2 separate regions of the Homo sapiens genome follow, and region 2 is linked to region 1. A link is a loop called in an ENCODE intact Hi-C map of the cell type or tissue named here. Cell type or tissue: breast epithelium. All regions are shown on one strand. Each heading gives the region's core, and the rest is flanking DNA. Links, peaks and the distances in the headings are about the cores only. Region 1 holds the start of LOC105371154 (a long non-coding RNA gene). Region 2 has its middle 80 kb from the start of C16orf82.

The links. Peaks named below come from ENCODE experiments on the same cell type or tissue, not always from the same donor. Only the 100,000 strongest peaks of a DNase experiment are listed, where the experiment ranks them.
Region 2: a loop joins it to region 1, with 27 times the contacts of the local background. A loop is called at or near these places in 4 of 110 quality-filtered maps.

Annotation. Positions count from the first base shown.
Region 1 is chr16:27,052,331-27,063,953 of GRCh38, reverse strand. It overlaps LOC105371154 (a long non-coding RNA gene), which reads left to right and starts at 1,217. Exons shown (of 3, transcript XR_950954.2): 1 at 1,217-1,239; 2 at 1,425-1,643; 3 at 1,749-1,970. In breast epithelium, for the core only: no CTCF peak of the experiment used is centred there; no DNase peak of the experiment used is centred there.
Region 2 is chr16:26,981,322-26,992,944 of GRCh38, reverse strand. No RefSeq gene overlaps it. Among named protein-coding and RNA genes, the nearest start is that of C16orf82, 80 kb to the left of the region's middle. RefSeq lists an enhancer at 6,763-7,411. In breast epithelium, for the core only: no CTCF peak of the experiment used is centred there; no DNase peak of the experiment used is centred there; H3K27ac peaks cover 231 bases.

The sequences.
Region 1 (11,623 bases), core at 1,691-9,690:
GTCATCATCACCATCATTGCTAATCATCACTGTCATCGTTGTCATGAATTCCTTTCCCACTGCCCAGGGCAGCGCGGCATCCCTTTGCTGCACGCAGCAGCATCCCTTTTGCTCTGAAAATTGTGATCCTTTAGGGGTGAGTGGGGCATCTCCTTGCTGTCTAACTTCTATCCCCAGCCCTATGCTCCCCATGAGGACCGGCAAGGAAGAGACAGGCACAGTGGCTTAGTGGCGATGTTCAGAGTGAAGGGTGTGGTGGGAGCCAACTATTATGGGAAGCAGGAACAAGGTCTGGCCCTTTAGGGGACTGGCTGGTGAGAGGCAGGAGGTTGGGCCCCAGGCAGGTAGGCTGGGACTCAGGACTGGCTCTGTCCCTGCACAAAACCAAAAGAGGGCAGATACCCCAGTGCTGGGATTAATGATGAGCCTGTTGGAACACATCTTTCCTCCTCTTGTCTTCCGCCTCACCTGCTCTGGGCACATTACATTACAGGCCTGAGGACTGCAGTGAACACTCGGGCTTGTTCAGGATAAATGGCAGAGGCCATGCAGTAATCAGAGTTCCCTTCCCATCGAGTGCATTGAACACCAAGACTGTAGCCTGCGGATACAGTGACGCCTTGTAAACAGCCATGGCTCAGCTTAGCGTTTACCTTTTTTTTTTTGGAGATGGAGTTTTGCTCTTGTTGCCCAGACTGGAGTGCAGTGGCACGATCTCAGCTCACTGCAACCTCTGCCTCCTGGTTTCGAGCGATTCTCCTGCCTCACCCTCCGGAGTAGATGGGATTACAGGCATGCACCATCATGCTCGGCTAATTTTGTATTTTTAGTAGAGATGGGGTTTCTCCATGTTGGTCAGGCTGATCTCAAACTCCCGACCTCAGGTGATCCACCTACCTTGGCCTCCCAAAGTGCTGGGATTACAGGCGTGAGCCACCATGCCTGGCCCAGCGTTTACCTTTTAAGTCTCTGTGGGTTACTCTGGTAGTCTTGGGGAAGGCATTTCATGGAGCTTCTGTGGTTTCATTCCAGGCTTCTCATTTCTGCCTCACCTGTGCAGCCACCTGAGGGCAGTGCTCTTACTTGGTCCCCGCCCTAGCTGCCCTTGTGCATAAGACCAGAGCTGTCCTGCCCAGGCATTGCTTCCAGCGACCTCCAGAGACGCAGGTCCTCAAGGCTCACATGGAGCAGCATCCTTCTGAGCTCAGAGTACCAAACCCCCGAAAGATCCAGGGAGAAGTGGGTAGAAGACATTTTCTACAGTGGGACCTGGCGTCTCATTCTGGAACTATGCTGTGGGCTGCCTTTCCTGTCCCCAGTCCCTTGTTGTTTGCCCCCAAGAAACCCTCCTCTCAGCCAAACACACATTTCAGCCTCTGTCTCCAGGTTCCCTTTCTCTCATGCATGTCAATTTCTTCACCCAGGAGACTGGCACCCACCGGACCAGCAGCTTAGCCGATAGAGCCGGACTCAGAGTTCCAGGCAAGGCTCTCACAGGAAACCTGGTTATAATCATATCGTCTGTGGCTCCTGGAGACCAAGTGTCCCATCCTTCCTTGGTGTGGCACAGACAATGCTATATGCTCATGAGACCATCTCATTTCTCTTCTGGGCTTGTAGGAAAAGTACATTTCCAACTCCATGTAGGTAGGGCTAATAGAATGTGGGCAGAAGGGATGTTTACTACCTAGGCTTGGGCCATTAAATATCTCCCATGCATGGTCCTTCTCTTTCTTCCCTTTCCATAGGGACCTTGAAAGCTGTTCTTTGGACCCAGCAAAGCCCCACCGTGGTTGGAACGTGGGTCTCTGAGTGACTGCGTGGAGAAGAACCACTACCCTCTGCCCAATGTATTGGTGACATCAGTGAGCTGTAAACTGTTATTGGACTAAGCCATCAAGATTTGGGCGTTTGTTTGTTACCACAGCAACACCTGCTTTGCACGGACTAATACATCATGTTCACAGACACTGCTGATGTGTTTCACCAGATTTAGTTTTCTCCTGATGGTTTCTGCAGCGGGTTCTGGAGCTGTGTTCCTACCTCAATACCTACCCTAGCATCAAAGTCCCTGGTGGGAAAGCAATGCTTTCTCACATTATGAAGATGGAAAAGAATATCGTCAGGGAGAACATCACCAGCCCAGAAAATTGGCTGTCAGCTCCAGGCCTCCAACCCTTATATTTATTCCTGGGAAACCCTTGCTAAGTTAGGCATTGATTCTCTGCATGTGACACGCCATAATAACTTCTAACTTGGAGAGTTGGCTTGTTTTCACTCATTCATTCAACAAATGTTTCCTGAACTCATATTCTGTCTGGGCTTCCACCAATATTGATTGGGATCCTGCTCTGTGTTAGGCAGTGTTCAGCCCTGCCCTCAGAGAGCTTCCATGCATGGAGGGAGACAGACAGAAGGAAGTAGGACGTGTTGTGTGATAATCAATGTTAGGGGCAAATAAAGCAGAGCCGGGGAGTAGAGAATGATGGCGAGTGTGTGCATGTGTGTGTGTGTGTGTGTGTGTGTACCCACAGGGACACCGTCCCTCAATCAAAACCAGCAAATGCCAGGGGAGGAGGTCACTGAGGGAGCCCTGGGGAGGGTGGGCCCTGTGGGCCGTGGAAAGGGCTCTGCATTTTACTCTGAGTGCATTAGGAGCCACGGGAGAGTTTTCAGCAGGGAGTGAGATGAGTGGATTGGAGTTTGAACAGACTGCTGTGTAAAGAACAGGAGGCTCCTGTAATCCCAGCACTTCGGGAGGCTGAGGTGGGTGGATCACTTGAGGCCAGGAATTTGAGACCAGCCTGGCCAACATGGTGAAACCTTGTCTTTACTAAAAATACAAAAAAATTAGCCAGTCGTGGTGGTGCGTGCCTGTAGTCCCAGTTACTCGGGAGGCTGAGGCACGAGAATCGCTTGAACCTGGGAGAAGGTTGCAGTCAGCCGAGATCGCGCCACTGCACTGCACTCTAGTCTGGGCAACAGAGTGGGACTCTGTCAAAAAACAAAAACAAAAAACAAACAAACAAACAAAAAACAGGAAGGCAGGGAGGTGCGGGGCTTGAGTCTGCCTGGCACCATAGCCTAGGGGTGCGATGGGGATGGCTTGGGCCAGGGCAGAGCAGTAGAGATGGAGAAGCTAGTTGGATTCTGGAAATATTTTGAAGGGAGAGTGTCAGGATTTGCTGAGGGATTGCATGGGGAATGAGAGGAAGCAAGGGCTCAAGGCCAGCTGTGGGGTCCACGAGGCCCAGAGTCAGAGGCTGCATGGGCTTCCGGAAATGGCTCAGCCTCCTCTTGGTCTGGAGCACGTGGGGGAGTGCGTGGGTGGGAGGAGGCGCAGAGAAGTCAGACCCACTCAGGCTCCAGTCTCAGCCTTTGGAACTGTGCTTAACACCACCGCAAATAGGTGGGAGGATTGAATGCTCCACAAACATGAATTGAGAATAAATAAATGGGAGGTGGCCTTTTGGACTCTGGAGAACAGCCACGGAGAAGACAGACAAGCCCTTCCTTCTTGGGCCTTAGTTTAGATTGGGGACAAACAGACTGGGGACAGATTTCAGAGAGTGAGAAGTGCTGCAGATAAAATAAAATGAGGGAGGGGAGGAAGAGGGAGGGTAGACAGAGCAGGCACAGTGCTCCGGAGTTAGGATAACTGCCCCTTGCCATCTTAGAGTATAGCCAGAGAAAGGACTCTGGCCTGCCGTGGTTCAAATCCTGTGACCACCACCGAGGTGACATTGCGTGATCCACTTAACCTCTCTGAACCATAGCTATTCCTCCTTGGAAATGGAGGAATGATCGTGATAATGTCACTCTGCAAGGGGATGCTCTGAGCACCAACGGGACGCACCCAAGACAGGGCCTGCCCCGAAGCGGGCCTGCAGGGTGCTGCCCGACCCTAATGGAACCTTCTGCTTTAAAAGAGACTATACATGTATGTATGTGTGTATACGAATACATATATTAGTACATGTGACTGTATACACAAGTATATATGTATATATGTGAGTGCATACAGAAGTATATGCATGAATACGTGTATAAGCATATATACATGAATATACACACAAATACACATATGTGTACTTTTTTTTTGAGACAGGGTCTAGCTGTGTCACCCAGGCTAGAGTGCAGTGGCGGGACCTTGGCTTACTGCAACCTCCCTCTTCTGGACTCAGGCAATCCTCCCACTCAGCCTCCCAAGTAGCTGGGACTATAGCAGTGTGCCAGCAGGCCTGGCTATTTTTTTTTTTATTCTTTGTAGAGATGAGATATTGCTATGTTGCCCAGGCTGGTCTTGAACTCTTGAGCTCAAGCAATCTGTCTGCCTTGGCCTCGCAAAGTGCTGGGATTACAGGTGTGAGCCAGTGTGCTCTGCCTCACATATATGTACTTTATTATTATTTTTTTTGAGACGGGGTCTCATCTCTGTCACCCAGGCTGAAGTGCAGTGGCTCAATCTCATCTCACTGCAACCTCCATCTCGCGGGTTCAAGCGATTCTCCTGCCTCAGCCTCCTGAGTAGCTGGGATTACAGGCATGCGCCATCATGCCTGGCTAATTTTTGTATATTTAGTAGAGACAGGCTTCACCATATTGGCCAGGCTGGTCTTGAATTCCTGACCTCAGGTGATCCACCCGCCTCAGCCTTCCAAAGTGCTGGGATTACAGGCATGAGCCATCGTGCCCGGCCACATATATGTACTTTTAAATCACAAAACCCTCTTGCCCTCAGCATCCCCCACTGGGGCCCTACTCTTCCCCAAGGGTCTCCCCACAGAGTGCTCTTATCTGAGCCTCCCCTGCCATCCTTTGATGGATACCTCTATCTTTTCCCAGGATTCCTCGTTGTCAAGCTCCTATCTGGATAAGGACTCTCACTTGTTCACTTTAGAGAGTCCCTGAGCACCTACTAGGTCCTCACTTGCAGGGTGGTCAGTGCTCTGCTAAGAAGAGTCTTGACCGGGCGCGGTGGCTCACGCCTGTAATCCCAGCACTTTGGGAGGCCGAGGTGGGTGGATCACGAGTTCAAGAGATTGAGACCATCCTGGCCAACATGGTGAAAACCCATCTCTACTAAAAATACAAAAATTACCTGGGGATGGTGGCACACGCCTGTAGTCCCAGTTACTTGGGACGCTGAGGCAGGAGAATCGCTAGAACCTGGGAGGCAGTGGTTGCAATGAGCTGAGATTGTGCCTCTGCACTCCACCCTGGCGACAGACAGAGATTTCACCTCAACATAAAAAAATAAAAATAAAAAAGAAGAGTCTCATGCACAATGGGTTGGCACCTGACTGGTGCTAGAACGCAGGCCCCTGACTACCAGCCTGGGGGTTCCTCCCTGCATGGGAGCTGGAGCAGTAGAGTAGAGTGACTGTTTCTGCAGGGCTGGCTGTGAGTCAGGCACTGTGCCAAATGCCTGCATGCGTGGTCTCATCCTCACAATCGCTTTATGAAGCAGCTTCTCTGGGCATCTCCATGTCTGCCAGCTGTCTGCCCTAAGCCCATGCTCCTAATGAGTTGACTGGGCTGCAAGACAGGGCTGGTCATGGGGGCAGTGAGAGTCATTCCTGGGGGGCCCAGAGTTGTGGGTACCTCCCTACTCAGGCCCATTTAGCATGCAATCAAGAACAGGAGGACTCTTGGGTGGACCTGGCACTCCCTGAAGTCAGAACCTGGGACTGTATGCCTTCTCTAGAGAGAAACAGCTCAGCCATGGCTTGGAAGAGTGATCTGTCCAGGAAGAAAGGTCATTCCTCCTCTGGGTGGCCATGTGATTGATTTTTTGCTCCAATTTTTGATTACTTAGGAAATACCAAAAAAGAAAAAAGGGAACGATAAAACTCATCTCTCACCATTCACTGGAAGAGATAGGATACTACTGGTCTGCCCAAGATCCATTTACCCCTTCATATCACCTCTCCTTATGGCAACCCTGAATGTAATGTTCACCATTGCCATGAACATCTTTATACTTGAAATATAAAAGGATATAACCCAGCCAGGCACGGTGGCTCACGCCTGTAATCCCAGCACTTTGAAGGCCGAGGTGGGTGGATCAACTGAGGTCAGGAGTTCGAGACCAGCCTGGCCAACATGGTGAAACACCATCTCTACTAAAAATACAAAAATCAGCAAGGCGTGGTGACACATGCCTGTTGTCCCAGCTACTTGGGAGGTTGAGGCACAAGAATTGCTTGAACCTGGGAGGCAGAGGTTGCAGTGAGCTGAGATTGCACCACTGCACTCTAGCCTGGGCCACAGAGCCACTGCACTCTAGCCTGGGCCACAGAGCAAGACTCTGTCTCAAAACAAACAAACAAACAAACAAACAAACAAACAAAAATAAAACACAAAGACCAATGTAACCCTAAGCCTACACATAGTTGTTCTGTGTGCTGTTAATCTTGACATAGGCCAGGTGCGGTGGCTCATGCCTGTAATCCCAACACTTTGGGAGGCTGAGGCGGGTGGATCACTGGAGGTCAGGAGTTCGAGACCAGCCTGGCCAACATGGTGAAATCCCATTTCTACTAAAAATACAAAAATTAGCTGGGTGTGGTGATGGGCACCTGTAGTCCTAGCTACTGGGGAGGCTGAGGCAGGAGAATCGCTTGAACCCGGGAGGTGGAGGTTGCAGTGAGCCCAGATAGCACCACTGCACTCCAACCTGAGTGATAGAGCTAGACTCTGTCTCAAAAAAATAAAACCATCTTGACATAAATGGCGTCCTTTATCTATCCTCCTATAATTTATGTTCTATGTTATATTTGTGATACACACTTGTGCTTATATGTGTAGTTCAAGTTCATTTTCACTACTGTAGCATATTCTATGGATGGATGTCATAATTTACCCATTCTATTAATGGCTATCTTCCTTGAAATGAACATTCCTTTAAGTGTCTCCTTCATATGACATTTCTCCTGAGGATTTCTCAGAAAATTCCCCCAAACAGACTATGAAAGCTTCAACTTTTTATTTATTTATTATCGCAGTGGAGGCTCTTAGGATTTAACTTGTTTTAGTTGCACATAACATATATAAAAGACACTTCTCTGCATCCCTTGGGACCTGTTCTCTGAGTGTGTGTATGAGGTTCAATTTAGGGATGGGGTAAATCAGAGGCATATCTGTCGTCTATGTTATTTGGTCATAAAACACGGCCATTCCAGAATGTCATGGACAGGTTCTTCATCTTTAACTTTAAACTTCAGCTGAAGATGAAGTCACAGAGTTAACCCACTTGAGTAGGGTAAGGAGTCAGGGGAGCAGGATCTTGGAGGAGGCTGGGGTGGCTGAATGGTGGTGAGTCTTTCCGAGGGCTGAGTGCCACCAGGAATGCACCCCTCCTTCTGTTCAGGCCTCCTCATGCAGCTTTGTGTGGCCTGCAAAACAATTGTCTGGTATTCTTAGTTGTGGACTCCTTGTGTGATGGATGGGGATGGGAAGTGTATTAGTCTGTGTCCACACTACTGATAAAGACATACCTGAGACTGTGAAGAAAAAGAGGTTTAATTGGACTTACAGTTCCACATGGCTGGAGAGGCCTCAGAATCATGGCAGGAGGAGAAAGTCACTTCTTACATGGTGGTGGCAAGAGAAAAATGAGAAAGAAGCAAAAGTGGGAACCCCTGATAAACCCATCAGATCTCGTGAGATTTATTCACTATCATGAGAATAGCATGGGAAAGGCCAGCCCCCATGATTCAATTACCTCCCCCTGGGTTCCTCCCACTCCACGTGAGAATTCTGGGAGCTACAATTCAAGTTGAGATTTGGGTGGGGACACAGCCAAACCCTATCAGGAATGGAGGATGCAGGAGAAAGCTGCCTGAGCAGTGAGGAGGCCGTGAGTTTTCTCTAGGTCAAGGTGAGAACTGCAGAGCAAAGTGATTAAGCACTTGGTATATGAAGTCAGATGTCTGAGTTCAAATCCAGGATCTGCCATGTATTCGCCATGTGATCTTGGGCAAGTGACCTAACCTTTCTCAGTCTGGGTTTCCTCAAAAGCAGACCATAAAACATGGACTTGGGTACCAGTCATTTATTTGGGAGGTGACCTCAAGATGCCCAGGTGAGTATATAGGCAGCAAGACCAGAAAAAAAGGACAGCTGGTGAGGGGGCCTTAAGGAGGAAGTGGGGTCTCTGCGAAGTGGTGTGGCTGCACCCCAGAAGCTTGGACATTTAGCCATTGCTGCCATCCCCACTGGGGCATCTATTGCACCTCTGGCTTCTCTCTGAGCTGGGCTGGGAAAACTTCCGTGTGGCCAGAGAAAGCCCTGGGGTGAAGGAGAGACAGTCCAGAGGCAGACACAGTGCTGAGTGAGAAGCCATCTGCCAGCACACCAGGTCCCGTCTGTACCTGAGGCCAACTCCGGAGTGTGGAGAGGACATGGGTGGGGGCATCAGTGGAGGCTGCTGGTGCCTCGTCTGTAAAAGCGACAGCAGCTGCTCCATAGGTTGTAGCAAGGGTAACATGAGGTCAGTCCTGGCATACAGTAAGCACTCAGTGAATGCTAAATGTGCCCCCAAGGCTGTGGTAGGACCTGTTTGAAGAAATGGAAGCTTGGAGAGATAATGTAACATAGACCTGGTCACAGAACTATGAGATGACAAGGCTACGATTTAGACCCAAAGTTTGTGGGACCCCAAGGACACCAGGCCTTCTCAGAGAATATCGTGGGTCACACTCCAGGGGGCTTCAAGCTGCAGGGCCCAGAGATGTTAACACTCCTGGAGCTGGATGCAGCGTGGCTGTTTGCCTCGTTGGCCTCAGGCAGGGCACAACTACTGACCTGGAGTCTCAGGAGAGAACCAGAAGTAGACCAGTGCCCCGGCCAGGCCAGGAATCTCCTCTTGCCAGCAGAGGGCACGAAGCACAGAACAGGCAGGGCAGGGCAGTAACCACTTAGGAGCAAGTGAATTTCTCAGAGATCCTGGGCGCGTTTAGGGTGGTAGAGAAAAGAGAATGCTCATACACTGCTGGTGGGAATGTAAATCAGTTCGACCACTGTGGAAAGCAGTCTGGCAATTTCTCAAATAACTTAAAAAGTACTACCATTCGATCCAGCAATCCCATTACTGGGTATACACCCAAAGCAATATAAATCGTTCTATTATAAAGACACATCCATGCATATATTCATTGCAGCACTATTCACAATAGCAAAGACATGGAATCAACCTAAATGCCCATCAATGGTGGATTGGATAATGAAAATGTGGTACATATATACCATGGAATACTATACAGCCATAAAAAAGAATGAGATCATGTCCTTTGTAGCAACATGGATGGAGCTGGAGACCATTATCCTAAGCAAACTAACACAGGAACATAAAATTAAATACCACATATTCTCACTTATAAGTGGGAGCTAAGCATTGAGAATACATGGACACAAAGAGGGGAACAACAGACCCCCGGCCTACTTGAGGGTGGAGAGTGGGAGGAGGAAGAGGATTGACAAACCATCTATAGGGTCCTATGCTCATTACCCAGGTGATGAAATAATCTGTACAACAAACCTGCACATGTATCCTCTGAACCTAAAATTAAAGTTAGAAAATAAAATAAAATGTGATTATGACTAAAACAAAAAAATTTCTCAATTCAGCACATGACCAAGGAGGCTTCTGGAATGTGGAATTTTCAGTTTTAAAATCAGACACTTCTGAGCAAACCAAAATGAGTTGGTTACCCTCATGTGAGTATGTAGTCAAAGGATGAAAAAAATGTCCTTTTTCAGATGCCCTAGAATACCAACATTTGTTTTTTGTTTTTTTTTTTTTTGAGACAGGGTCTTGCTCTGTGGCTTAAGCTGGAGTGCAGTGGTGTGATCACAGCTCACTGCAGCCTCAAATTCCTGGGCCCAGGCAAGCGATCCTCCTGCCTCAGCCTCCGGAGTAGTTAAGACTACAGGCTTGCGCCACTGTGCCTGGCCCTGCCTTGGGCTTAAGTCCTTGGTGGTGGAACCTGGGAGGGGGTGGGGGGCTCACAGGCTTTTGTCCCTGGCAGGTGTTGCCATAGGCTTCTTCTTTTTTTCTTTTTCTTTTCTTTTTTTTTTTTTTTTGAGACGGAGTCTCGCTCTGTCGCCCAGGCTGGAGTGCAGTGGCACAATCTCGGCTCACTGCAAGCTCTGCCTCCCGGGTTCACACCATTCTCCCGCCTCAGCCTCCAGAGTAGCTGGAACTACAGGCACCCGCCAGCACACCCAGCTAATTTTTTGTATTTTTATTAGAGACGGGTTTCACCATGTCAGCCAGGATGGTATCGATCTGCTGACCTTGTGATCCGCCCACCTCGGCCTCCCAAAGTGCTGGGATTACAGGCGTGAGCCACCGTGCCGGGCCGCCATAGGCTCCTTCTTACAGACTCTGGGGTCAGATGTAGGCTCTGCCTCCTGAGTGAGTTATCCAAGCCCTCTCAGCCTCGGTTTCCTCCTCTGTAAAATGGGGCTAGTAGATGTGAGCTGTTGATATCCTTGAGATGAGACAGTGTGTGTTTTGTTGCAGCTGTGTCCCCAGTGCCTAGACGTCCCCAGTGCTACGGTGTTCCAGGCAGTTTTGCTGAATAAGTACATGTGAAACACTTGCAGCGATGTGCTTTATTTACTGGAAAGTTACACATGCAAAGTTCGGTAGCCTTACGTAATATTATCATTTTGTGTTGATATTAAGCCTTATAATCATCAATATAAGGCAAACCAAATGTGCTCATTTTGCGGGTGGATTTAATAAGAGTTGTATCTTACCCTGCTGCTGAGTTCTAAAGTTGGAAAGATGTTAAGTGCACGTTGGAAAGGATTTTGGTGGCAGGTGGGTGCTAGAGGCAGAGGGGCCTTCGAGGAACACTCTGACTTTTTAAGTCCTGAATTACAGTTGAGGAAACTGAGGCTCAGTGAGGGGAACAGATTTCTAAAATCTGCATGGACTGTAAGCAGCAGAGTTGGGATTCAAGCCGGGTCTGCTGACTCCCAGTCCAGCCTAACTCTTAAAGTGCACCCCTGAACTACAGGTTTGCAGATGGAGAGAGGCTCTCAGAGAGGGGGAGCAACTGGCTGGGCCAGGAATCAAGGAGGTGGCAGAGCCCGAAGGACAGGCTGCTTGAGTCACGGAAGGGTGGGGTGAAGGTGTGTAGGAACTGTATGCTCAGAGAGACGTAAAGAGTGGGACAGAAGCAGGATTTGGAGGGTCCCACGTCCTTTTGCACCCGGGTACGCTGGACCCATTGGTATGACCCCCCCCATGCACCCTGGACTCTGGAGCCTCAGTTTCCTCATTTGTAAAGGAAGGTAACAGTCAACTGTGCCCCTCCTCTGAGGGTTTTGGGGTGCCGATACGGAGCTCTCTTGAACTCCTGGAGGAGGAAATATTGCCAGGGGGCAGTTAATGGGCCCCCAGACCCACTTGGCTGCCAGCTCTGTCCCGTACCCACCCCCCCGCACTCCAAGCTTCTAAATTAGCGCAACCCCCTAAGCCAGGGCAGGGCTGGGCCCAAGTCGTGGAATGTGAGCAGTCTTTTCATCAAATTATTCCTCCACATTCGCAGAGAGGAGGACTTATTGGCAGAAAATGAGGACATAAAACTCCGCTGGAGCCTAGCACCTT
Region 2 (11,623 bases), core at 2,400-10,399, 72 kb after region 1:
GGGAGCTGTGGTGGTAACAGCCTGGGTTTTAGAGTCTGAGCCTTTATGGCTTATTTCACCCTCTTATCCTCTATTATCTCATTAGCACAAGGAGGGGTGGATCCTAGTATCCAGGATTGTAGGGGAGGATTAGGTGACACAATGCATGAAAAGAACTTAGCACAGCCCTACAGCCAGCACATGATAAGCCGTCGATAAATGCAAGCTGCAGTATCACAAAAAGTGCTTTGTGAAAATAAATACTGTCTGCAGGTGTGGGTTGATATTTGTGGGAGGTCCCAACTCCGAGGCATAGTCAGACTCTGAGCCTTGATTCAAATCCCAGCTCTACCACTCTCCAGCTGCTCCTTGGTTCTTAGGCAAGTTCCTTAGTTGCTTTGTGCCTTGGTTGGCGCATCTGTAAAATGGGATAACGATAGCACCTACCTCAAAGAGTTGTTTTCACAGTGCACTGAGCTAACAGAGAGAGCTTAGAACAGTGCCTCGTATGTTGCTCATTATGTCATTTAAGGCTCCCTCTCCAGCCCCAATGTCTGTGCCTTATCTGATCCACTCTTAGGCGTGGATCCTTTTTTTAATAGACTAGGACCAATATTTACCCCTATGTTTTACCTCCCCGTCTGTGATCGGAATTGGGATGATGGATGTGCAAAATCGTGGTAGAAAGAATAATGATCTTCCAGGGATGTGCATCTCCCAGTCCCTGGAACCTGTGAATGTGTTATCTTATGAGGCTAAAGAGACTTTGCAGGTGTGATTACATTAAGGCTCTTGAGATGAGGAGATTATCCTGGATTATTTGATGGACCTGTGTAATCACAGAGGTCTTTATAAGAGGGAGAAAGGAGAGTCAGAGTTGGAGATTTGAGGACAGAAGTGGAGGGAGAGAGGGAGAGAAAGAGACAGAGAGACAGAGAGAGAGAGAGAGAAAGAGAGGCTGAAGATGTTGCAGAGCAGCTCCTGAAGATGAAGGAAGAGGCCATGAGCTCAGGCAGGCAGCCTGTGGATGCTGGAAAGACAAGGAAACAGATTCTCTCCTAGAACCTCCTCTAGGAAAACAGGTGCTTTCAGAATTTCTTTAGAGCACAGGTGACTTTAGAATTTCTGACCCTGAGAACTATAAAATAATCCAATTGTGTTGTTTTAGGCCACCACATTTGTGGTAATTTGTGATAGCAGTGATTCAAAATGAATACGGTCATGTAACAAAAAGGGAGATCCGCCCCTTCTCCCTCGGCAGTTGCAGTGTGAGGCAGCCCTGGGCACCGGGAGGGCCAGGGTCCCCCCCGTCTCGCTGTGTGAGTTGGGTGAATTCTGAGCCTTCTCTGAGCTTGGTTTTCTCATCTGTACAGTGGAGATTACAATGGTTACGGGGACGAAAATTCAAAATGCTGAAGGCACAGACTTCTAAGCCAGAGCCTGGCATATAGTAGCCACTCAGAGGATTGGAGCTTTCCTCCCCACATCTGTCCAGCCCAGCATAAACAGAGCTCACCCTTCCCTTGGCTACTTGGTCATTTCTGACAGCCGGGCATGTGGGCAGAATCTAGCACGGGCGTGCATGAGGGGTAAGGATGTATTGAAGGCCAGGAGACCCGGGCCTGGGCTATTATTTGATGGGAAGTGAGCAAGTCAAGAAGCTTATTCTGGCCAGGTGCTGTGGCTCATGCCTACAATCCCAGCACTTTGGGAGGTCAGGGCAGGAGGATGACTTAAGGCCAGGAGTTTGAGACCAGCCTGGGCAACATAGCGAGACTCTGTCTCTACAAAAAGTTTAAAAATTAGCCGGGCATCGTGGCATGTGCCTGTAGACCTAGCCACTCAGAGGCTCAGGCAGGAGAATGGCTTAATCCCAGGAGTTTGAGGCTGCAGTGAGCTATGATCGCACCACTGCACTCCAGCCTGGGCAACAGAGTGAGACCCTGTCTCTAAAAAACAAACAAAAACCCACAGGTTGATTTTATTGGCCTCCTTTCTCATGGTCTGACCACTGAAGTTCTAATTCAGTGTTGAACAGACTCATTCTTGTTTCCATAGTGATTGCCCTAAGGTTTTTTCACCATAGTCTTAGAAACAGTTGTATTAACATAGTCACTTAAAACTTGTTGGAGAGGTGGCATTTTTGGAGAGTGTGGACCCAGAGAATGACTACCTCTTGTTTTCCCCAGAAATGTAACTGACACTGAGACCTCAGCATTCATTCATTCAACAAATATTTATTGAGTACCTACAAGAGGCTGCAGTACAGCTTTTTTTATTTTAATTTTTTTTTGAGCTTACATTCTAATGGAGAGAGACTGACAATAGATATCTAAGGAGGTAAGTAAATACACATAAACATTTTATTTATTTATTTATTTATTTATTTATTTATTTATTTATTTATTTAAACAGAGTCTCACTCTGTTGCCCAGGCTGGAGTGCAGTGGCACAATCTCGGCTCACTGCAACTTCCACCTCCCGGGTTCAAGCGATTCTCGTGCCTCAGGCTCCCAAGTAGCTGGGAATACAGGCATGTACCACCATGCCCAGCTAAGTTCTGTATTTTTAGTAGAGATGGGGTTTCACCATGTTGGCCAAGCTGGTCTCGAACTCCTGAGCTCAAGTGATCCGCCTGCCTCAGCCTCCCAAAGTGCTGGGATTATAGCCGTGAGCCACTGTACCTGGCCACATATGGACATTTTAGATTTCAGTAAGTGTTACAAAGAAAACAACAGAATGACAGAATAGGCATGACTAAGGGTGACAGAGCTTTCTGTGGAGGATGTTGACCTGGGTCCCTGAAGGAAGGCAGTGAGGTGGGTGGAGGTCCTCTTGGTGGGTCCCCAAGTTGGGGGCTGTGACAAGCCAAATTAGTTCTCATCCACAGGGCCCATCTGGTGAATGAACAGGAATTTGTAGAGTCCTAGCTCAGCCTGGCAGGTGCATTTAAAGCACAACAAACAGCCAGGAGCTGTTAAGGGATTGGGGTGATTGGAAAACTGCCTTCCCTGGGAACAGCTTGGAATATTCTCTCACCAGGGTGAGGAAAAGGAGGGCGGGATAAAGATGAATTCAGGATGTGCTGCTGATAGAGATGCCAAAATGAAGCAAGCATTTTTTGGAGGCATATTCTTCACCTGTAGGGCCTATTTCTATTTGTAATGGATATGGGAGAGCAGGAGGCCCATGTGGCTTAGACCTCACCTTCCCAAAGGACCGAAAGGTGCACTGAGCATAAGGGATAAGAACACACACCTACAGCCAGATGCCCTGCGTTCACATCCAGCTCCACCACTCAGCGGCTCCAGCAGGGTTATTCAGCCCTTTTCTGTCTTGGTTTTCTTATCTGGAAAATGGGGATGAAGACAATACCTACCCTTGAGTTGGGTATAAGATGTAAATGTGTCACTGTTTTTTTTCTCCACATGTCATCTAGTGGATTTTTAAAAAGTTTTAATTACTTATTCATTTATTTCAGAGACACGGTCTCACTCTAGTGCAGTGGTGTGATCATGGCTCACTGCAGCCTCCAACTCTGAGGCTCAAATGATCCTCCCACCTCGGCCTCCTGAGTAGCTGAGACTACAGGCACACAGCATTATACCTTACCAATTTTAATTTTTTTTTTTTTTTTGTAGAAACAGGGTCTCTCTATATTGTGCAGGCTGGTCTTGAACTCTGAGGCTCAAGTGGTCCTCCTGCCTCAGCCTCCCAAAGTGCTAAGATTACAGGCATGAGCCATTGTACCCTGCCTAACACATTACAATTTAAATACCTCTATCATGTGCCACATAGTTCTGGCACATAATAAATGCTGATGTAGATGTGTGAATAGACACACATATTATGTTAAAGAAATACAATTTAGATGTCTGACCTCATGTCCAAACAAGATTTGCACATCATTATGTTCAGAGATCCACTCACAGGTTTGAAAGAGTTATTTTTTCTAAAGCCTTAAATTTATGTCCCATCCCTGGACCTCACTGCCCATAGGGAACACACAATTGGTAATACTTTAGCACCCTCATAATTATCTTATGAAAAGTATAATTATATTGCTTTGCCTTTTTTCCCCTGAGGGGGTTACAATGTTAATATGTTCATTCGAGATGTGCCACAACTCTTGTGAAATTGTTTGGGCACCCTTTTATTTTTTAATATGTCAGGAGCCTCAAAGAATGGCAGGGGCTCAGGCCTCTTCATGGTTTTGGAGGCAATAGGGTGGATGAGGAGGCGGGGGAGGGAGGGAAGGGGCTGATGTCTTTGGTGGTCCTGGGCGCAGGACCTGGGCACAAGCTTTCTCTTTACTCCCACAATGGAGAAGTAATGATTTCAGAACACTGCCACTCCAGCCACGGTGATTTTCAATCTTTAACAATTTTCTGACTTGTCATGCCACCTGTAGCCCTGTTAGTCATGGTACAGCCTGGAACTCAGGGTGGCAGACAAAATGACTGTTGACATTGTCACACTGTCATGACGTTTGTCACCCCACCTGTCTCCAGGGGCCAGAACCCCACATGTGGCCCCCTGCCATTTCTCACCTGCCCTTCTCCTCCGCCCCCACCACCTGGTATCCAGAGTGTGGAGAAGTGGGCAGTCCACCTCCAGGTGCCAGGATAGACACCGGGGCCATCAGCCCCACCTTGCCCGGCCCTTTCCAGCTGCCCAAACTGAAGATCTTCCAGCTTCCTGGCAGGCCTGCCCACACGCTGAACCAGGTTAGCCCTAGGCAGGGAAGATTTTAGGATTTTTAAGTGAGCAGCTTGGGCTTGGGAGTCAGACAGACTTGGGTTTCCATCTCGGTTCCTCTACTTGGTCTCAAAGAAGTTACTCTTTATCCCGTCTACCTAACTTTCTGCACCTGTAAAATGAGTCAAAGCTCATTTTACAGATCCAGATCTTCTGTAAGAACCGGCTGAGATGTCCATGAAGGCAGAACAGCCACATGGCACCCGGCACTTAGAACATGCTTGGTAAATGGCTAATAGCATGAGGGAGGGAGGGAGGCACACAACATGTAGCTCTGGACTTTGAATCTAGAGGGTCTGGGGAACCCTGGCCCTAAACATTCCGCTAAACATTGCTGTGTTTATATTTCCCCATCACTGGACACTGACTCAGTTTTTTTGGCCAGTGTTCCTCATTCCAGCTTTGACCTCAACCTCCCACGACCCATGTTCCTGGTGGACCACATCCTGCTCTGTGACTCAGAGCTAGTTCCCCTCTGATCACCAGACCCCAACCCCCGACGTGAAGAGCCCTGCTGGAGGCTGAGACCCCTAGACTCTATGGTGCTCTGGATGGGACGGGTCCATTCATGTTGCCATTGGGGATCCAGCTCCTCCGCCCTAGGGGCTGCTCCCTTACCCAGCTCCTCCTGGTTATACCTGGTTATAACAAATGCCAGTGTTAATCAGCACAGCAGCCAGGAGGCACAGATTAACTATTTATTCCCTGGTAGCTACAACTGCACTCAGCCACCACCAGCAGCATTAATAGCCCTCAGCCACTATATTAAGACCTTTACTTTTGTAAAATCTCTGAACACTCAGAACTCCAGGATTTTAGAGATGAGAAACCAGAGGACCAAGAAAGTCAGACAACCTAAGGTTGCAACCTAAGGAGTTCTGGGTGATGAGTCAGGCCAGGTGTAACAGTCTCAATATTTATAACTGGCACAGTATACGCCCATAACAGGAGAAAGGCAACTATGAGGTTGGGTAGGGTCTTAAACTCTCTCTCTCTTTTTTTTTTTCAGAAGGTGTTTTGCTCGTTTCCCAGGCTGGAGTGTGCAGTGGCATGATCTCAGCTCAGCGCAACCTCTGCCTCCCGGATTCAATCGATTCTCCTCCCTCAGCCTCTCGAGTTAGCTGGGATTACAGGCATGTGCCACCACGCCTGGCTAATTTTGTAGTTTTAATAGAGATGAGGTTTCTCCAAGTTGGTCAGGCTGGTCTCGAACTCCTGACCTCAGGTGATCTGCTGGCCTTGGCCTCCCAAAGTGCTGGGGTTACAGGCGTGAGCCACCGCGCCTGGCCTGGAGCTCTCTTGAGGGAAGAACTGGGGGGCCTGGAGTGAGGACAGGCTGGCCAGGGAGGTGGGGGCATTTGAGACAACTGTTTGACCAACTATTATAGGAGGTTTTCAATGTTTTAACAACTTTCGGAGCCAGTCCTGTGTGGGGCTGAAGCTCTGGTCTCCCCTCTTTCTTTTCTTCTTGTGTTTTCTCCTCCTCTTCTTTCTCTTCCGTTGCTCTCTTCTCCTTTTCCCTTGCTGCTTTTTCCCTCTTTTCCAGCTTTATCTTCCTCTTCCTCCTCCTCCAGAAGCCCCCCACCCCCCTACAGGTAGAAGCGTGTCTTAGTCAGCTCAGGCCACTAGAACAGAGTATCATAGACTGGGTGGCTTTATCAACAGAAACTTATTTTCTCACCGTTTTGGAAGGAATTCTGAGTGTTCAGAGATATTACGAAAGGAAGGTCTTAGTATAGCAGCTGAGGGCTATTAATGCAGGGTCAGCAGACTGAAATGACCCTGCAAAGCTGTCTTTTGTGGTGGAAATTTGCATCTGTACAGGGTCCCCATTCATGCAGCCAGGCCTTTCCTGGTTTGGATCTAGGAGGGAGCAACTGAATCTGACACCTTAAAGATCTGAAAGAAGCATTTGGCCGGGCACGGTGTCTCACGCCTGTAATCCCAGCACTTTGGGAGGCCAAGGTGGAGGGCAGATCACGAGGTCAGGAGATCAAGACCATCCTGGCCAACATGGTGAAACCCCGTCTCTACTAAAATTAAAAAAAAGAAAAAACCAGCCAGGAATGGTGGTGCGTGCATGTATTCCCAGCTACTCGGGAGGCTGAGGCAGGAGAATCACTTGAACCCGGGAGACAGAGGCTTCAGTGAGCCCAGATCACGCCACTGCACTCCAGCCTGGCGACACAGCGAGACTCCATCTTAAAAACAAACAAACAAAAAAAACCATTTACCATTTATTCTCTGTGGGGGCTGCTACCTGTGTGGTTTGATCTACATAACAAGGCCACCTTTGCTAGCCAAGCCTCCTCCACTTCTCCTTCCATAATCTGCCTTGCCCCTGAAACCTGATTTACCACCATAGCCTGTTTTCGGCCATGCTCTGAGCCTGTTACAGGAAAGGGATTCCGATCGGGACCCCAAGAGAGGGTTCTTGTATCTCGTGCAAGAAAGAATTCAGGGCGAGTTCGTAGAGTAAAATGAAAGCAAGTTTATTAAGAAAGTAAAGGAATAAAAGAATGGCTACTCCATAGACAGAGCAGCCCCGAAGGCTGCTGAGTGCCCATTTTTGTTGTTATTTCTTGATGATATGCTAAACAAGGGGTGGATTATTCATGCCTCCCCTGTTTAGACCATATAGGGTAACTTCCTGACACGTTGCCATGGCATTTGTAAACTGTCATGGCGCCGGTGGGAGTGCAGCAGTGAGGACGACCAGAGGTCACTCTCATCGCCATCTTGGTTTTGGTGGGTTTTGGCCAGCTTCTTTACTGCACCTGTTTTTCATCAGCAAGGTCTTCATGACCTATATTTTGTGATGTCCTCCTCTCTCATCCTATGACTTAGAATGCCTTAATCGTTTGGAAATGCAACCCAGTAGGTTTCAGCCTAATTTTACCCAGCTCCTATAGCAGATGGAGTTGCTCTGGTTCACACACTTCTGACAAGCCCACTTTCTTTCTGTAACTTTAGGATAATATAAAGCTTCTTCATCCTGTAACCAAGCCCAGATCTCATCCTGCTCACGGCATAACAGCCAGTAAGTCAAGAGACATGGCATTGTGGCAAGGAAGGGGACTTTATTTCAGAGAGCCAGCAAACCAAGAAGATGGTGGACCAGGGCCCTAAAGAACCACCTTAAGTTAATACCAATCTCAGGCTCTTTTCATGTTAGGGGAAGGGGGAAGAGGGAGGGGTTGAGGTTAAGAGGTGACCGATGATCACAGACACCAGGGTGGCAGCAAGGATCCAAGGGGTTGTGAAACTTCTTTGTCCTAGGTTAGGTCACAATGCTCCTATACATCTTTAACGTAACATTGACGCTTGTATGTACACCCTCCTTATCTCCTTGGGGGTCAGTTTTGGGAAGGGAATAGTATCATCCTTGCTTTAAAGTTGAACTATAAACTAAATTCCCCCCCATAGTTAGCTTGGCCTATGGGCAGAGATAAGCACAAGCAGTTAATCTAAAAGATATCCCTGTAGGGAAAATGGGGAGGTTATGAGTAGCATGGAGTTAGCCATGGCAGGCCTCCTTTTCACTGTTAACAATCTCACCAGGACCAGGGGTTTGGGTCTTCACTCTGAGGGCTCATGTGTATACCAAATGTGATGGTTAATATTGAGTGTCAACTTGATTGGATTGAGGGATGCAAAGTGTTGTTCCTGAGTGTATCTATGAGAGTGTTGCCAAAGGAGATTAACATTTGAGTCAGTGGGTTGGGCGAGACAGACCTACCCTCCATCTCGGTGGGCACCATCTAATCAGCTACCAGGGCAGCTAGGATAAAAGCAGGCAGAGTAACATGGAAGGACTTGACTTGCTGAGTCTTCTGGCCTCCATCTTTCTCCCGTGCTGAATGCTTCCTGCCCTTGAACATCAGACTCCAGGATCTTCAGCTTTTGGGCTCTTGGGCCTACACCAGTGGTTTGCTGGAGGCTGTTGGGCCTTTAGCCACAGACTGGAGGCTGCACTGTGGGCTTCCCTACTTTTGAGGTTTTGGGACTGGGACTGGCTTCCTTGCTCCTCAGCTTGCAGACAGCCTATTGTGGGACTTCACCTTGTGACTGTGTGAGTCAATTCTCCTAATAAACTCCCCTTTATATATTCATCTATCCTATTAGTCCTGTTTGTCTAGAGAACCCTGACTAATACAACATCAAATAAATGTGTATACCTTTTTTTCTGTTAATCAATCTGCCTCATGTCAGTGATTTTCAGTGAACCTTCAGGGGGCTAAGAGTGCTGGTCCCTACAATACAACAGTATCAACAAAACTGCAGACTTTATTTAGATTTCACCAATTTTCCCATGAATGTTCTTTTTTTCTGTTCCAAAATCCAAGCTGGAGCCACACTTTGCATTTGCCCTTTCACATGCTAGATTTCAAACCCAAAGCACAGAGGCAGGAAGGACCTGGCTGAGGTTTTCCCATGCAAAGGTGGGTCTCCAGCCCCTTTGTCTGTGTTTTCCTCCCAGGCTGTGCATCAGAATTCCCTGGAGCTTTTTGTAGTTCCTCCACTGAAGCCACTGCCATCCATGGGAAGCTCCTGGCCCCTGGAAGACAGCTACCCTGTGACTCACCCACAAATACCATGATGCAGCTCCCTCTCCATGGTGTGTGGGGACAGTTCTGGCAGGCTTTAGTTTCCTCATTATTGGAATAGGGACGACGATCATGTAATTGCCTGACAAGTTCTTCTTGCCCACTGCACAGATTAACCCAATTCACTGAGACAGCATTATTGTAGTAGAGAAAGAGTTTAATTATCACAAGGCAGCCGAACAGGAGGATGGGAGTCATTACTTAAATCTGTCTCCCCGAAAATTCAGAGACCAGGGTTTTTAAAGGATAATTTGGCAGGCAGTGGGGCTAGGGAACGGGGAATGCTGATTGGTTGGGTCAGGGATAAAATCACAAGGGGTTGAAGCTATCTTCTAGCTGTCTTTCATTCCTGGGTGGGATTGCAAAACTAGTTGAGTCAGTTTACCAGTCTAGATGGTAATGTTTAGCACCAGCTGGTCCATCAGAGTGCAGGGTCTGAAATGTACCTCAAACACCAATTTTAGGTTTTACAATAGCAATGTTATCTATAGGAGCAATTGGGGAAGTCATGAATCTTGTGACCTCTGGAGCAATGGCTGGTTATCACTTAACTATGTCTACAGTTTAGCAGAGTTCAGAACCCTCCCGTGGTCCTAACCTTGTGGCTTTTCATTAGTTTTACGAAGATGGTTTGGTCCCTGAACAAGCAGTGGTGGTTTGGGGAAGGGCTGTTTTCATCCTTGCTGTAAAGTTAAACTATAAACTAAATTATTCCTAAAGTTAGCTTGGCCTAGGCCTAGAAATAAACAAGGACAGCTTGGGTGTTAGAAGCAAAATGGAATCAGCCATGTCTTATTCCTCTTACTGTTATAACTTTGCAAAGGTGATTTTAATCACACCATTTATGTGCCTTCACCACTCCATGCCTCAGTTTCCTCCTACATTAAATGGGGGCAGAAAGGGGAAGTTCATGTCTATCTCCAACAATTGTTGGAGCAGTTGATGAGTTGTATATGCAAATTAGCATGAAATAATGCTTATTAAGCAGTTTTCCACTCTGCACACTGGGACACTTGGGGGCTTCAACACCCATGGGTTCCGCTTCTGGAGATTCTGATTTTGTTGGTCTGGGCTGCATCCTGAATACAAGGATTTTTAAAAAGCTCCCTAGGTAGGCTGGGTGTGGTGGCTTATGCCTGTAATCCCAGCACTTTGGGAGCCTGAGGCGGGCAGATCATGAGGTCAGGAGATCAAGGCCATCCTGGCTAACATGGTGAAACCCTGTCTCTACTAAAAATACAAAAAAAAAAAAAAAAAAAAAAAATTAGCTGGGCGTGGTGGCAGGCCCCTATAGTCCCAGCTACTCAGGAGGCTGAGGGAGGAGAATGGTGTGAACCCGGGAGGCAGAGCTTGCAGTGAGCCGAGATCGCACCACTGCACTCCAGCCTGGACAACAGAGTGAGACTCCATCTCAAAAAAAAAAAAAAAAAAAGCTCCCTAGGTAATTCTAAGATGCAACCTGGATGGACATCACTGGTTTAAATAAAGATTTCCTCCAAACTCCACCTCCCAAACCTGCCAATCAGCAGCTTCAGTGAAGAATCAAGAATCAGAATTACAGTTATGTGGTAGGAGGGGAGACTGTGGATGGGGGATAAAACCTCATAACTCCTTTGAAAAGCAACACCAACAACGAGGGCTGGCATTTGTTTAGAGTTTATTGGCACGGTGCTAAGTGCTCTGTATGCATTATTCTCACAATGATCGCATGACCCAGGTCCTATTATTATTTCATAACTCTGACAAGGAAACTGAGGCTCAAGGGGCTTGAGTTACTTGCTTAAGGTTGCACAGCTGTTTATTGTCAGAGCTGAGCTATAACCCAGGTCAGTCTGATGCTAGATCCGGTGTTCTTCACCACAGGGCTGTCCTACTCAGAGCAGTGAGATGGCCTCAGAATGTAAACCTATGACTCAGTGGCCCAGTGATGCCAAATAATAATAGATACTATTCACTAGCGGAAGGCACTGGGCTACATCTATCTGGTTCCTTCCAACAGTGTTGAGAAGTAGATATCCTTTCCCAGGTGAAATAGGTCTTCAAAGAGATGAAGTGACCCACCTCTGCTGCTACACAGCACAGCTGGGAATTCAGCTCTCATTGGCTTGGTTCCCAGACTCTGAAGGAGGCTGCTTACATGGGAGGGAAGATCAGCCCACCTCAGCAGGAGGCACGAGCCCCACATCAAGAAACATTAAGAGGGTTTAAATGAGTTATGAACAGATATAATCGTCTCCCCCATATTTTCCATCAGAGGAAAGTGACTGTCAAATCGACTT